Regions from separate parts of the Homo sapiens genome. Here region 1 is linked to region 2. Evidence: chromatin loops called from intact Hi-C (ENCODE). Cell type or tissue: IMR-90. All regions are shown on one strand. Each heading gives the region's core, and the rest is flanking DNA. Links, peaks and the distances in the headings are about the cores only. Region 1 overlaps SMURF2 (SMAD specific E3 ubiquitin protein ligase 2). Region 2 overlaps SMURF2 (SMAD specific E3 ubiquitin protein ligase 2).

What was found. Peaks named below come from ENCODE experiments on the same cell type or tissue, not always from the same donor. Only the 100,000 strongest peaks of a DNase experiment are listed, where the experiment ranks them.
Region 1: it touches region 2 in a loop (3-fold over the local background); 13 of 110 quality-filtered maps call a loop at or near these places.

What each region holds. Positions count from the first base shown.
Region 1 is chr17:64,563,038-64,571,372 of GRCh38, reverse strand. All of the region lies in intron 10 of SMURF2 (SMAD specific E3 ubiquitin protein ligase 2), which reads left to right. Among named protein-coding and RNA genes, the nearest start is that of CEP95, 60 kb to the right of the region's middle. In IMR-90, for the core only: no CTCF peak of the experiment used is centred there; no DNase peak of the experiment used is centred there.
Region 2 is chr17:64,644,369-64,652,703 of GRCh38, reverse strand. All of the region lies in intron 1 of SMURF2 (SMAD specific E3 ubiquitin protein ligase 2), which reads left to right. Among named protein-coding and RNA genes, the nearest start is that of SMURF2, 14 kb to the left of the region's middle. In IMR-90, for the core only: a CTCF peak has its summit at 3,397 (motif pointing right); a DNase peak (open chromatin) is centred at 3,363; H3K27ac peaks cover 1,186 bases.

The DNA.
Region 1 (8,335 bases), core at 179-8,178, 81 kb after region 2:
GAGCAAAATTTATGTAAGAGTGTGACAAGGTTTACTCTGATATGAGTATTTTAAACCTACTATGCTTTTAGGTAGGAACCTGTCTTGGAATGTTAGGAAAAGGGTTATTAGAGGTGCTCAAGATGGCCTTTTACAGAGGCAATATCTTGACAGGAGAAGTAGGGGTTGAACAGGCTAATTTTGTGTTGCCATTGTAATACAAAATTATTAATAATTTATATTAATGGCTAACACCTTAGTAGCACTTACTGTGTGACAAGCATTGTTCTTTATACTTTACATATGTTGGTAAGGCCAGGCATGTGGCTCATGCTGTAATCCCAGCACTTTGGGAGGCTGAGGTTGGAGAATCACTTGAGCCTAGGAGTTCAAGACCAACCTGGCCAACATGTGAGTCCTATTCTCTTCAAAAAATTTTTTTAAAATTAGCTGGTCATGGTGGTGCGCACCTGTGGTCCCAGCTACTCAGGACACCGAGGTGGGAGGATCTCTTGAGCTCAGGAGGTCGTGGCTGCAGTGAGCTGTGATCGCGCCACTCATTCTAGCTTGGGCAACAGAGTGAGACTCTTGTCTTTAAAAAGCAAACAAACAAAAACACCCCAAGTTCGTAATTTCATCCTCAGAAAAACTCTGTGAGTTAGCTACTGCCATTTTTACAGATGAGGAAACTGAGGTATAGAGGTTACATGACTTTCCATACGTTGCCAGTGGTGAAGTCTGGAGTGAAACCAGGATGCTCTGGCTTCAGCTGCCTGTGAGGCACTATACTGAGTATTGTGTGTATATTATTTGCATCCTTTGCTTTTCTTTTCTCTCTAGCTGCCTCATTTCTTCTAACTCTGTTACTTATTAGCATTGCCTTCTGAAGAATGGGGGCAGGAGGAGGAAAAGAGAGAACAGGAAAACTTCATTACTAAGCTAAGTAGCAAAGTGTCTTTTTCAACACTTCTGGCAAAAACACTGAGAGTGGTATAGCAACAAGGATTTTAGGCTAAGAACTTGGAGAGCAAGGTTCACTCTGACCCCTGAATAATTCATTTTAGCTTCTCTAAATGAATGGTGACATTACCTGCTCTGTCTTATTCATTTGTTGTAAAGTTCTTATGTATGTTAAAATGTTAAAAACACAACAAAAATAATAATATACTTTAAAATGACTTCTGAAAATGTCCTTGTTTCATTAATTTTTGGAGTTAGGTTAATAAAGCAAAAAATTTAAATGAGAACTGGCTACCAGTTTTTTAGGATAATAGGAGAAAACATTGAAAATGTGTATCTTTGGTTCCTTCTTCGAAATATGTATAATTATCCTGGCAGTCTCATTATGTCAGCAGATCTTACTTTATTGTAGATAGAAGATTCTAAAACCTTGCTTACAAATGAAGGTCGCAAGTATTTGAAAGCCCTAATGTAAAAGTATCTGAAGAAACAGAGAAGTATGGACTGTTTCTGTGCATTAGGGTCTTTATAGCCTAGATAGCAAAATAAGTGTCATCTGCAGTCTACCCTTTGAGTAACACTGCTCTAGGGCGCTTGCCTGGTTGTGGAATTGCTATGTCGTAGAATATTTCTATCTTCAACTTTAATGTATAAAGGTAACTTTTCTAAAGTGGCTATGCCAGTTTAGTCTTTTACCGGCAATATATGAGTTCCTGTTGCTGCAGAAGCTTGCCAGTACTTGCTGTTGTTGGACTTCAAAATTTTTGCTGTTCTGATGATGTTTAATGGTTTCCCATTGTAACTTTAACTTGAATTTTCCTAATTACTGATGAGGTTGAGCACCTTTTTATAGGTTTATTGACTATTTGGATTTCCTGTTTTTGTGAAGGTCCTGTTCACAATTTTTTGCCATTGTCTATTGAGCTTGAACAGCTTTTTTTTGGCCTATTGACCAGCTGCATCAACTTTTTTTGTTAATTTATATCTTTTTTGCCTATTTTTCTAATGTAATCTTTATCTTCTAAAATTCACACTACAAGTAAATGTTTTTAATACATTTATAGTTTTGTCTTTTACTGTAAAGTCTTTAATCCATGTGGACTTTACTTTTGTGTATGGATTTTTTTTTTTTTAGATGGAGTTTCCCTGTTGTCACCCAGGCTGGAGTACAATGGCGTGATCTCAGCTCACTGCAACCTCCACATCCCGGGTTCAAGCAATTCTCCTGCCTCAGCCTTCCAAGTTAGCTGGGATTATAGGTGCTTGCCACCACGCCGAGCTAATTTTTGTATTTTTAGTAGAGATGGGGTTTCACCGCGTTGCCCAGACTGGTCTCGAGCTCTTGACACCTCAGGTGATCTGCCCGCCTCGGCCTCCCAAAGTGCTGGGATTACAGGTGTGAGCCACCACGCCTAGTTCTGGAATTTTTTTTGAGATGGAGTCTTGCTTTGTTGCCCAGGCTGGAGTGCAGTGGTGCTATCTCAGCTCACTGCAACCTCTGCCTCTTGGGTTCAAGCGATTCTCCTGCCTCAGCCTCCTGAGTAGCTGGGACTACAGGCGCGCACCACCACGCCCAGCTAATTTTTGTATTTTTAGTAGAGACGAAGTTTCACCGTGTTAGCCAGGCTGGTCTCCAACTCTTGGCCTCAAGTGATCCTCCTGCCTCAGCCTCCCAAAGTGCTGGGATTACAGGTGTGAGCCGTTGTGCCCGGCCTGGGTTTTTTTAAAGGGCATATAGGGGCAGCAAATTGGAATTTGGGGAGATGATAAGGAATAAAAGATGTTGGAGCACTCTACAGAGGGCTTTTGTTTTACTTTTGTATCTTAATTGTTTGTTACCTTTCTGCTTCCCCTACTAGACTTTGAATTACTTAAGAAGACGTGTATCCCATTTATTTTTGCTGCTTTAGTATGTAACATACCCAAAGTACTTGACAAATGTACAATGGTAATCAAGAGCCAGTATGGCTCTCTGAGAGGCCCAGGAAGCCTCCAAGAGGTGGTTGTGCTTTATTTACCTCCTGCCTCCAGGATCATCCCTTTAGGTCAAGCTTGTCCAACTCACGGCCCTTAGGCTGGGCCCAGGACGGCTTTCAGTGTGGCCCAAAACAAGCTGGTAAACCTTCTTAAAAACCATTATGTGGGCAAGGCATAGTGGCTCAACGCCTATAATCCCAGCACTTTGGGAGGCTGAGGCGGGCGGATTGCCTGAGGTCAGGAGTTCGAGACCAGCCTGGCCAACATGGTGAAACCCCGTCTCTACTAAAAATACAAAAATTAGGCCAGGCGCGGTGGCCCACACCTGTAATCCCACCACTTTGGGAGGCCAAGGCGGGTGGATCACAAGATCAGGAGATCGAGACCATCCTGGCTAATACGGTGAAACCCCATCTCTACTAAAAATACAAAAAAATTAGCTGGGTGTGGTGGTGCACGCCTGTAGTCCCAGCTACTCGGGAGGCTGAGGCAGGAGAATTGCTTGAACCAGGGAGGCTGACTTTGCAGTGAGCCGAGACAGCGCCACTGCACTCCAGCCTGGCAATAGAGCGAAACTCCGTCTCAAAAAAAAAAAAAAAAAAAGCCAGGTGTGGTGGCGGGTGCCTGTAATCCCAGCTAGTTGGGACCCAGGAGGCTGAGGCAGGAGAATTGCTTGAACCTGGGAGGTGGAGGTTGCAGTGAGCCAAGATCACACCACTACATTCCAGCCTGGGTGATAGAGCCAGACTTTGTTTCAAAAACAAAGCAAAACATTATGAGATTTTTTTAACAGCTCATTAGCTATTGTTAGTGTATTTTATGTGTGGCCTGAGACAGTTCTTTTTCCAGTGTGGCCCAGGGAAGCCAAAAGATTGGACATCTCTGCTTTAGGTAATAGATGTTTGCCTTGATGTTGCCAGTAGAATATTTCAGTAGAACAGTTACAGATCTTCCATCTTTTTGCTGAATAGTTAGTTGTATTAAATAACTGAATGAAAAATAATGTTCTGAAGGAATAACTACAGGTGGGATGATTAGAAATGTCTGTTGTCTTTTCTGTTTGTTGGAGTAAATGACAGGAAGTAACTTGAAGAACATTTGACTAGTTTTCTTATAATTGTTAGTTTTCCAATTTTGTTGATTAGTTTCCATTAATATGGCCAGCATTTGCATTATCTGGAAGTTTTATACATATTCCTAATAGAAAGTTTTCATTTGAACATTTTTGTATTTTAGTATTAATTTGTTCCTCTCTTCAATATCTTTGATTTCAAGTTACTGTGCTATGAAAAAGCTTAAGGCTGGGCATGGTGGCTCACACTGGTAATCCCAGCACTTTGGGAGGCCGAGGCGGGTAGATCACTTGAGGCCAGGAGTTGGAGATCAGCCTGGCCAACATGACAAACCTGTCTCTACAAAAAAAGTAGGCGTGGTGGTGCATGCCTGTAATCCCAGCTACTCGGGAGGCTGAGGCATGAGAATTCCTTGAACCTGGGAGGTAGAGGGTGTAGTGAGCTGAGATCGCGCCACTGTACTCCAGCCTGGGCGACAGAGTCTCTATCTAAAAAAAAAAAAAAACTCTCTGTCAGCGGGGCACGATGGCTCACGCCTGTAATCCCAGCGCTTTGGGAGGCCGAGGTGGGTGGATCACAAGGTCAGGAGTTTGAGACCAGCCTGGCCAATATGGTGAAACCCCGTCTCTACTAAAAATACAAAAATTAGCCGGGCATGGTGGCAGGCACCTGTAGTCCCAGCTACTCGGGAGGCTGAGGCAGGAGAATAGCTTGACCCTGGGAGGCGGAGGTTGCAGTGAGCGGAGATTGCGCCACTGCACTCCAGCCTGGGCAACACAGCGAGACTGTCTCAAAAAAAAAAAAAAAAAAAAAAAAAAAAAACCAGAAAGCTTAAGCATTTCTACATCCGTTTTTGTTTTGTTTTGTTTTGTTTTTTTCTTCTTAAGGACAGGATTTCACAACTCCAGCTACTAGTTCGGTAAAGTCCCTAACCTGATAGATCCTCCCTGGGGTTTATATTCGTGTTACATTACATAAAATATATAAAAATTATTTGCAGCATTAAAGTTTCTGTCATAAATTAACTTTAAAGTGATAAATTAGTTTTTATTCAGCTATGTAATGTAGTATATAATTTATATGTGAAACAATTTATTGAGATACATAAGAAACAATTTTAATCTTAAAATTGTAGTTTTAAAAAGATTCATAAGGCACTAATTTTAAATTATAACAGTTAATTTATTAATCTTTACATATCAGGATATGTCGGATAGAAGTATCTTTTCTATTAATGTTTGATTTCTATTTTTTAAAGATTTTTAAATTGGGGGGTTTTTCTTTAGACAAGTGTTAACGGAGTTTTGAATCTATGTCTATGAGCCGTCAAATATAGTATTACCTTATTTGGTACATCTATTATGGTTTTTATTGTTTTTCTCTCTTGGAAATTTTTTTGGCAAAAATGTCATTAGAATATAAATTATATTGCAAAACATTGCCATTGGGGTTTAATAAATAACTTTGCCAAGGAAGCATATTCTTCTAAGAAAGCATTTTAGTCAGTTTTTTTTTTTATTTCCTTTGCTTGAAAAGCATGTTTTTGTAACTCAGTAACTATCTTAATAGTAGCTATAGTAACTGATATTTATTTTGCACTTACCATGCTCTGAGTGCCCATGTCATCTTCATTGCAATCCTGGGCTACCTCTTTCTCATCAGTGAGAAAAATGGGGCCTCAAGCAGTTACAGAACTTGTCCAGAGGTGCATAAAAGGTGCTAGAGCTGGGATTTGAATCCACCCAGTCTGACTATGGAGGTTTTTTTTTTTCCCTTCATGTTTTGATTCCAGTAACACTAATTACTTATTTCCCTTCCTTTGACTGGCATTGCATGAAGATATTCTGCCTTATACCCTTAAAGGAAGCTTTTCTTTTTAAAGAAAAAGATGACTTATGGGCAAGGGGATTACAATTTGAGTCTTTTCCCTGCTTATCAGATCTACTTGATTTCAAGAAAATCATTTGCTTGTTTGATAAAGCCTTTAGACATTGGCAGAGGCCCTAAAGGATAGACCAGCACCCCCACTGTTTCCTGGCCTGCACTCTCACATCAGCCCTTACAGAACTGCCCCTTGCACCCTAGCACACCTGAAGAGACAGGCTGCTTTATTGGGTAGTTAGATTTTTTTTTTCCCTGAGTGCATCAGGAACAATAGTTCCAGGCTAGCTGCCCACATCCCAGAAGGATTTTCTCCTGTGTCCGTTTTTGTCCTTCAGCTCTAAGCCACCTTTCCATTTGCATGGCTTGGTCTTTCACAGGAGGCTTTGTGAAGAGGCCTGATATCTGCTGGATTTTTTAAAATCAGCCTTATTGAAATATATTGACATACAATAAACTGAATATTTAAAGTGTACAGTTTAAGTTTTGATATACACCATGAAACCATCACCACAGTGAAGATAGTGAACATATTCACCACCCCCAAAAGTTTTCTCTTGCCCTTTTGTGATTTCTTCTGTCCCTCCCTGTGGGACTTCCACCCTGTGTTAGTTTCCCAGGGCTGCTGTAACAAAATACCACGAACTGGATGGCTTAAAACAACAGAAATTCATTCTCTCACAATTCTGGAGGCAGAACTACAGGGTAAGGGGCTGACTCTATAGTAAGTGATAATGAGTTCCTTCCAGAGGCTTTGAGAGAGAATCTGTTCCATGCCTCTTTCCTAACTTCCCAGTGGTTTCTGGAAACCTTGGTGTTCCTTGGCTTGTAGACAAATTGCTCCAGTCTTTGTCTTCTGTCCTCCCATAGTCTTCTTTCCTGTATGTATGTATCCTAATTTCCCTCTTCTTATAAAGACATCAGTTTTTGGATTTAAGGCCATCCTAATCCAGTATGATCTTACCTCACCTTAATTTTATCTGCAAAGACCTTATTTCCAAATAAGGTCAAATCCACAGGTTGACCAGATGTTGAGCCTTCAGCATATCTTTTGGGGGACACACAGCTCAACCCATAACACCCCATCTCCAGCCAACTGCTGACCTGCTTTCTGTCAGTATATTAGTTTGCATTTTCTAGATAAATGGAATCATGCAGTATGATTTCTTTTACTCACATAATGAGATTCATCATTGTTACATAGTTCATTTCTTTGTATTGTTGGTGGTATTCCATTGTATGGGTATACCACAGTTTATTCATTTATCTACTGATGGGCATTTGGGTTGTTTCCAGTCTTTCGCTATGACAGATAAAACTATTATGAACATTTATGTGCAAGTCTTTGTATGTATATGCCCTCATTTCTCTTGGTTAAATAAATAACCTAGGAGTAGAATGGCTTCTTTGGCAGAATCTTTTGCCATGCCCCCAGCCCTCCCAAATCGAGCAGCTCAGTTTTTTGTTGAGTTTTGAGCTTCTTTAGATATTTACATATCTGATATATGCTTTCCAAAGGAATTTTCCTAGTCTATGACTTGACTTGTCTTTTAGTTTTCCTAAACAGTGTCTTTTGAAGAGCAGCAATTTTCTTTAAGCTGAGGGTGGTATTGGGTGCCTGTAGTTCTAGCTACCAGGAGGCTGAGGCAGGAGGATCACTTGAACCAGGAGTTCAGGGCCAGCCTGGGCAATATAGCAAGACCCTGCCTCTTTAAAAAAAATTTAAAAATGGATGTTCTGTTTATCCATTTGTTCTTTCATGGATTGTGCTTTTGGTGTTATATCTAAGAAATCATTCATTGCCTGATGTATGTCATAACAAATTTTCTCCTGTGCTTAGAAGTTTTATGGCTTTGGATTTTACATTGATGTTTGCAGTCCATTTTGAGTTACTTTTTGTATCTGATATGAAATATACCCAAGTTCATTTAAAAAATAAGATTATACAGTTGTTTATGGAATGCATTTATGTACACGGTAATCTGTTTTGATTTTGTGTGTATGTTAAAACATCTTTATTATAGTATTTGTAAGAGTAGTTAATATTGACTTGGCATTTTAAACAAAGGTGTATTTTCTTTGTATGGTCATATGTTTTAGGTATAATATTTGGCCTGGTGTATAAAAAGAAGGGATCCCTGCCAAGCTGCCTTTCAGACTCCTGTTTGGCTCTTCCAGAAAGAAAGAGTCTAGATAACAAGCAGTGTTTGGCACATGCCTGAATTTTAAAGTGGGTGATGGTAAACTCTGTAGGGGAAAATGGAAGCTATATTGGAAAAATTTGTCCTCAGAAGCTGTATAAAGCTTTATGGATAAAATTCCATTATCCAATTCTGTCAGTTTATGTGGACTATGAGAAATAAACTTTGTAGCTGGTTTATTGCTGCCAAAAAATGTCAAGCCAAGTATATGTTCTACTAAGGCTTGGAAAATGATAGAGCTAGACTTGCTTTATAATATGATGC
Region 2 (8,335 bases), core at 253-8,252:
GACCAGCCTGGCCAACATGGCAAAACCCCGTCTCTACTAAAAATAAAAAATTAGCCAGGTGTGTGGCAGGTGCCTGTCATCCCAGCTACTCGGGAGGCTGAGGCAAGAGAATCACTTGAACCCAGGAGGTGGAGGTTGCAGTGAGCTGAGATTGTGCCACTGCACTCCAGCCTGGGCGACAGAGCGAGATTCTGTCTCAAAACAAACAAACAAACAAATCAGTTGACAGTATACATAGAATTCTATTTCTGGACTCTCCTGTGTTTTCTTTATGATTCTACCCTTTAAGTTTATTTGTTTTAACACTATGCTGTCTTGATTACTATAGCTTTAAAATAAAGCAGCTTTCAAACAAATTGAGTCTTTGATTTAGGATCTTGTAGTGCTTTGGAGCGGCTGTTTAATTTGTTCAGCCAATAAGTATTTATCATTTTTGATCTGTGACAGATATTATTTTTATTACGTGGTGCCATAAATGCAGATATAAGAAATTAGGAAAAGCCTAGATTGGGCCCTGTAGTTTTCCTTTCAGAATTTCTATTATGAACCTTACATTTTAAAATTATTAGTCTTTTTCATCTCTTACTGATGTGATGAAAGAGGATTGCAACAACCATGACTTAACGTAAGTGTCTGTTTACCAGCTATCAGTCATGTTTTTGGAAAAAGGTGGGATATAAAGAATAAACATATCTAAAATGTGACCATAGAAAAGAAAGGAGGTGATTGGTGTGTTAAGTGTGGGTTGGATTATGAGTATTTATCGTTTTTGCTTGTATTATTATTTTTGTGACAGGGTCTCTGTCACCCAGGCTGCAGTGCAGTGGCACAATCAGAGCTCACTGCGATCTTGAACTGGGCTCAAGTGATCCTCCCGCCTCAGCCTTCTGAATAGCTGGGTTACAAACATCCATCACCGTGCCCAGCTAATTTTTTTATTTTTTGTAGACATGGGGCCTCACTGTGTTACCCAGGCTGGTCTTGAACTCCTGGCCTCAAGTGATCCCCTGCCTTGGCTTTCCAAAGTGCTGGGATTACAGGTCTGAGCCATTGCTGCGCCTGGCCTGTTTTTGCTTGCATTATTTTATGTGTATATTTTTTCTTTTCTTTTCTTCTCTTTTTTTTTTTTTCTGAGGTAGGGTCTTGCTCTGTCGCCCAGGCTGGAATGCAGTGGCACGATCTTGGCTCACTGCAACCTCCACCTCCTGGGTTCAAGCAGTTCTTCTGCCTTGGCCTCTGGAGTAGCTGGGACTACAGGCGCGCGCCACCATGCCCGTGTAATTTTTATATTTTTAGTAGAGACAGGGTTTCACCATGTTGCCAGGCTGGTCTTGAACTCCTGACATCAAATGATCCACCCGCCTCAGCCTCCCAAAGTGTGGGATTACAGGCGTGAGCCACCGCGCCCAGCTTTATGTGTATATTTTTTCTCCAAGGCAAAAGAAAGGAAGAAACTTAATTTTATTAAAATGTAAGCATATATATATACACAAAAATATATATATTTCTGAGACAGCCTTGCTATGTCGCCCAGGCTGGAGTGCAATGGCGCGATCTCAGCTCACTGCAACCTCCGCCTCCTGGGTTCAAGTGATTCTCCTGCTTCACCCTCCCAAGTAGCTGGGATTACAGGCACCCGCCACCATGTATTTTTAGTAGAGACAGGGTTTTGCTGTGTTGGCCAGGCTGTTCTTGAATTCCTGACCTCAGGTGATCAGCCTACCTCGGCCTCCCAAAGTGCTGGGATTACAGACGTGAGCCGCCGCGCCCAGCCAGCAGATTTTTTTTTTTTTAACCACCGTGCATTCCTAGGCACTGTCACAAAGCAGAAATCCATAATGTAGATCTCATTTTCTATGTAAGATATACTTGGTAATTTTGTTTTTTTGAGACACAGTCTCACTGTATTGCCCAGGCACGATCTCCACTCACTGCAACCTCAGCCTCTCAGGTTCAAGCAATTCTCCTGCCTCAGCCTCCCCAGTAGCTGGGATTACAGGTGCCTGCCACTACACCCAGCTAATTTTGTATTTTTAGTAGGCATGAGGTTTCACCATGTTGGTCAGGCTGGTCACGAACTCCTGACCTCAAGTGATCCGCCCACCTCGGCCTCCCAAAGTGCTGGGATTACAGGCATGAGCCACTGTGCCTGGTCATTTTATGAGAGGTAGTCAGAATGTTGTGGAGAGTATAGAATTGGAGGCAGAAAATGTGAGTTCGTATCCTAGTTATGCCATGTATAAGCTTTGTGCATCTAAGCAAATCACTTATTTTCTCTGTGCTTGTGCCTTTAGTTATAAATGCATGCTTAAAATGACAGCGTTAAAACCAGGTGTGAAAATACCAAAAAAAAAAACAAAAAACAAAAAACCCGTGTGATGGTGTGTGCCTGTAATCCCTGCTGTCTAGGAGGCTGAGACTGGAGGATTGCTTGAGCTCAGGAGTTCGAGACCAGCCTGGGCAACATAGTGAGACATGGTCTCAAAAAAAAAAAAAAAAGGCAAGTCTTATTTATTTTAGCAATATGATGGAATAATGTACATGAAAGATACTGTTCAAGGTGTAAAGTTTTTTGTAAACGTACTTTGTCATTTTTGACCACGGATTTTGTTTTAAAGAAATTGGTGAAAACCGATTATATTTTATAAGAGCAGGTACGACATTAATAATGATTAATATATATTTATTTAAATGATACATGTCTTTTAAAGTAAGCATTTTGGATTGAAATCCTAGCTAGGCAAGAAAAAAAAGGCATAAATGTCTTGTATCAGCATATCATGAAGTATTCATATAATGAAATATAATTAGGTATTTATGTTTCAATATTTTAATCAAATATTTTCAATATTTTATTTTTGAGATGGTGTCTCGCTCTGTCACTCAGGCTGGTGTGCAGTGGTGCAATCTCAGCTCACTGCAACTTCTGCCTCCCTGGCTTAAGCAGTTCTCCCACCTCAGCCTTCCCAGTAGCTGGGACTACAGGCACGCACCACCATGCCTGGCTAATTTTTTGTATTTTTAGTAGAGACAGGGTTTCACCATGTTGGCCAGGTTGTTTCTCAAACTCCTTATCTTAAGTGATACGCCCGTTGCAGCCTCCCAAAGTGCTGGGATTACAGGCATGAGCCACTGCACCCGGCCTCAATATTTTAAATATTTAAAAATATATTTTTATAAACCATTTTTATCTTAATATGGCAGCCATTTAACCGATTAACTATACTTCTCTGTTCCTTCCATCCCCCAATGTTTGGTAAGAAGTAGAAGATGGCTCAGGATTTTGGAGTTGGATTGTAGATTGGGGAGCTGTTTGGATGAACTCTTTATGACTTGATAAATTCCTCTGTAGCATGCTGGCGCTTTCAAAAGTAGCCTGTAGCGTCACCTCTTGCCAGTAGATGGGGGTATTTCTGCACTGATAGATGTCAGGGTATGTAAAAACCTGTAAAACTGAAACCCAAAGTCTAAATGAGTGTGCTTGGAATAAATGGTGTTGAAGAGTTAGAAACTGAAAATTTGACTCCAATGTGTAATGAAAAATCATACTTTAGTGTGAGCTTTCTTATGTAAACTCTTTAAATGCTACATGTTGTAGGAGTAGATAGTAGAGTTGCAAACATTAGTAATTCTGTTTTTATTTTTGTGATTTTTGTGTCATCAGGCTTTACATGTAACTTTCTTCCTCCAGTGAAGAAGAAAACACTGATTGGTTGGTAAGATTATTCAGAATTGTATGAATCTAATACCATAAATAAGGTTGATAGAGATTTTTTACAGTTGAACTTGGGGAATTTTGTAGAGAAAGAAGGATGGAAAAAAAACTATAAGGAAAAGTAAAACGGCATTTGATAGATTCAAAATACCATCTCTAACATAGTGCTGCATATGTAGTACTTCAATAAATTGTGTGTGTGTGTGTGTTTTGTTTTTTGTTTTTGTTTTTGTTTGAAACAGGGTCTCACTCTGTCGCTCAGGCTTATGGCTCACTATAGCCTTGACCACCTGGGCTCAAGTAATCCTCCTGCCTCTGCCTCCTGAGTAGCTGAGACTATAGGTATGTGGCACCATGCTGGTGTAATTTTTAAATTTTTTGTAGAAATGGAGTCTCATTATGTTGCCCAGGCTGGTCTCAAACTCCTGGCTTCAAACAGTCCTCCAGTCTTGACCTCCCAGAATGCTGGAGTTACATGTGTGAGCCATTTGTGAATTAAAGAATGATGAAATTGAAAACAGGCTTTCGTGATCTCAGGGACCTCAGTTGAAACAAATAAGATCTCTCTTTGTGATGTCATTATTGAATTAACTAACATTTATACCTTAGTAATTTCAACATCATTAAGTTATAAAGATATAGGACTGAAGTGTTCATTTGTTAATATTTGACTTGATGGATAGAACTGTTTTACCACACTGCAAATTTTGCTGCTTAACAAAATGAAGATCACTAACATTCACTGGAATAAAATCTGTTGCTGGATTATCATCTAAGAAAAGTCACATGTAAGTAGTCTGTCAATGTTAGGAAGATAATTTAACATTTTTTTTTAGAGTTCTATGGTTTTAAGATATTCTCATTTATTGTCTCATTTAATTACTATTGAGATCCTGTTTTTTTTTTTTTTTTTTTTTTTTTTTTTTTTTTAAGAGATAGGGTCTCACTGTGTTGCCCAGGCTGGAGTGCAGTGGCATGATCGTAGCTCACTTACAGCCTGGAACTCCTAGGCTCAAGCAGTCTTCCTGCTTCAGCCTCCTGAGTAGCTAGGACAATAGTTGCTCACCACTGTGCCTGGCTAATTAAGAAAAAAAGTTTTTAAGGACTGGGTCTCACTGTTGCCCAGGATGGTCTTGAACTCTGGGTTTCAAGCAGTCCTCTCACCTCAGCCTCCCTGGTAGCTGGAATTACAGACATGAGCCACTGTGTCTACCAAGGTGTCTTTGTAGGTAATCTGAACCAGTGAAAGTGAAATGAGCACCTTTTATCTGACGAAATTTGTTCCCTAAATCTTTTTTTTTTTTTTTTTAGACAGAGTCTTACTCTGTCACCCGGGCTGAAGTGCAATGGCATGATCTCGGCTCACCGCAACCTCCCCCTCCTGGGTTCAAGCGATTTGCCTTCATCAGCCTCCGGAGTAACTGGGATTACAGGTGCCTGCCACCACCATGCTTGGCTAATTGTTGTATTTTTAGTAGAGACAGGGTTTCACCATGTTGGCCAGGCTGGTCTCAAGCTCCTGACCTCAGGTCCGCCCGCTTCAGCCTCCCAGAGTGCTGGGATTACGGGTGTGAACCACCGTACCCGGCCTCTATTCCAGTTCTTTAGAAATGAGGATAGATGTACCAAAAGTTCATTGTGATAAAATTTGAAGCTTCATATATTTTAGTTTTCTCTTTCCCAGTTTCTTCTGATTTTTTTTTCTTTTTTTTTCAGTTTCTTCTGATTTCCAGCTTAGTTAACCCCTAATTGTATTTTTTCTAGCAAGGAAGAAGACTAAGAATAATGATGAAATATGCTCATATTTACATATTCATTCAGTAAACATTTGCTGGGAGTCTTACATGCACCTAACACTGAGATGTAGGCTCTAGGATTTTAAGAAGAGGTTAAGACCTTTATCTTGCTTTCAGGGAACTTGCAGGTAACCAAACAGATAAGACTTGATGGATGAAATAACCACAGTCAGTGCTAGAGTTAATGGTGTATGCAGTAAGGGTGAAATAAAATAATGAAAGCCCATAGGTATTTCTAAGGGGGCTTTCTAGATTCTACGATTGATCTTTCATATTTTCTACCTTCCACTTTACAAAGAAAGGCACATTAGCCAGACATCCCAAATAGTACATTGTGGTGAGAGGCCTTCCACACCACCAGAGAGACAAATCAGAATGTTGGTGAGAAGGCAGTGATATCAATGACTGGGTAGCATCTTTTCATAAGTCAGGCATATTTCTCTCTGTAGTTTTCAACAAAATTGAAGGACTTGATCAAGTTTTAGCTGGTCATTAAAAATAATTTTTATAGGGCCAGGAGTGGTGGCTCATGCCTGTAATCCCAGCACTTTGGGAGGCTGAAGGGATGGATCGCTTGAGCTCATGAATTCGAGACCAGCCTGGGCAACATGGTGAAACTCCATCTCTACAAAAACTACAAAAATTAGCCTGGTGTGTGGTGCATACCTCTAGTCCCAACTACTTGGGAGGCTGAGGTGGGAGGATGGCTCGAGCCCAGCAGGCAGAGGTTGCAGTGAGCCGAGATGGTGCCACTGCACTCCAGCCTGGGCGATAGAGCCAGACCTTGTCTCAATTTAAAAAAAAAAAAAAAGAAAGAAAAAAAAAAAGAAAAATTCCAGTGGCTCATGCCTATAATCCCAGCACTTTGGGAGGCTGAGGCGGGCAGATCACTTGAGGTCAGGAGTTCAATACCAGCCTGGCCAATGTGGTGAAACTCTGTCTCTACCAAAAATACAAAAATTAGTTGGGCATGGTGGTGTGCGCCTATAATCCCAGCTACTCGGGAGGCTGAGACATGAGAATTGCTTGAACCTGGAGATGGAGGTTGCAGTGAGCTGAGATGGCACCACTGCACTCCAGCCTAGGCAACAGAGCGGGACTCCATCTCAAAAAAAAAAAAAATTATAAGAAATAGTGAAGTCAAATGCCATTTCCCAGAAAGTTTTTTAAAATTATAGATCTTGGTAATTTTTTTTGGCATCTAACTCAAAGAATTTAATGGCATTGCTGTAACAAAACTTCTTTCATTACCTACTTATTTATGTGAATAGGTTTTCTTAGCATTTATATGTATAAAATGAAAAATGGGATTAGAATTTATGTTGTACCCTCATTCCAGCAATAAGTAATAGTCATTAATAGACACATGAAGTAATTGAAAGTAAGAAAACCCCATCCATCTCATTAAGAGATGCATGTCCACCTGGGTGTGGTGGCATATGTCTGTAATCCCAGCTACTCATAAGGCTGAGGCAGGAGGGTTGTTAAGCCTAGGCGTTTGAGACCAGCCTGGCAACATAGCGATACCCTGTCTTGAATTTAAAAACAAACAAAAAGGAGACATGCATGTCCAATTATTCTCTTCCTTGTCTTCCTCCCCACTTTTCTATTTTTCTTAATTATTTTTTTAGGGACAAGTTCTCACTGTGTTGCCCAGGCTGATGTGTACTAGTGTTCACAGGTGTGAACATAACACACTGCAGCCTTAAACTCATGGGCTCAACCTATCCTCCTGCCTCAACCTCCAGAGAAGCTGGGACTACAGCTGTACACCACTGTACCTGATACCCCTCTCCCTTTTTGAGTAAGTGGTTTGTTTAATCAGAATCCGGAAGAGGTCTACACATTGTATTGGGTTGGTATGTCTCTTAATTATCGTTTAAACTATAGCTTTCTCTTTTCTTCCTCTGAATTTTCTTTTTCTTCAAATTTATTTATTATAGAAAACAGATTTATTAAATATATCAGCATCTCAAAACTCTTTATCATTTGGCCCTAGCCTTCCCATCATACCACTGTGTTCTACCACTCTGAACTCCTTGTCTTTTCTTAAATTTCATAATCTCTTGTATCTCCAAGTTTTTGACAGTGCTGTTGCCTTAGATGATGCTGTTACCCATCTTCCTCCTTCCCCACCTAGTCTTCCTGTCGAATCTACTCAGCACTTTGTTTTGTTTTTTTTTTTTGAGACAGTCTTGCTCTTGTTATCCAGGCTGAAGTGCAGTGGTGTGATCTCGGCTCACTGCAACCTCTGCCTTCTGGGTTGAAGCGGCTCCTGCCTCAGCCTCTTGAGTAGCTGGAATTACAGGCGCCTGCCACCATGCCTGGCTAATTTTTGTGTATATGTATATTTTTAGTAGAGACAGGGTTTCACCATGAGACAGCTTCCCAAGTAGCTGGGATCACAGGCACGCCACCATGCCCAGCTAATTTTTGTCTTTTTGGTAGAGTTGGAGTTTCGCCATGTTGGCCAGGCTGGTCTCAAACTCCTGATCTTAGGTGATCCGCCCGTCTCAGCCTCCCAAAGTGCTGTGATTACAGGCGTGAGCCACCATGCCTGGCTACTCAGCATTTTTTTTTTTTTCTTTTTTTTTTTGAGACAGAGTCTTGCTCTTGTCACCTAGGCTGGAGTGCAGTGGTTTGATCATGGCTTACTGCAGCCTGGACCACCCAGGCTCAAGCATTCCTCCTGCCTCAGCCTCCTGAGTAGTTGGGACTATAGGTATGTGCCACCATACTTGGCTAATTTTTTTTTTTTTTTTCTATTTTTAGTAGAGATGAGGTTCTGATGTGTTGCCAAGGCTGGTCTCAAACTCCTGAGCTC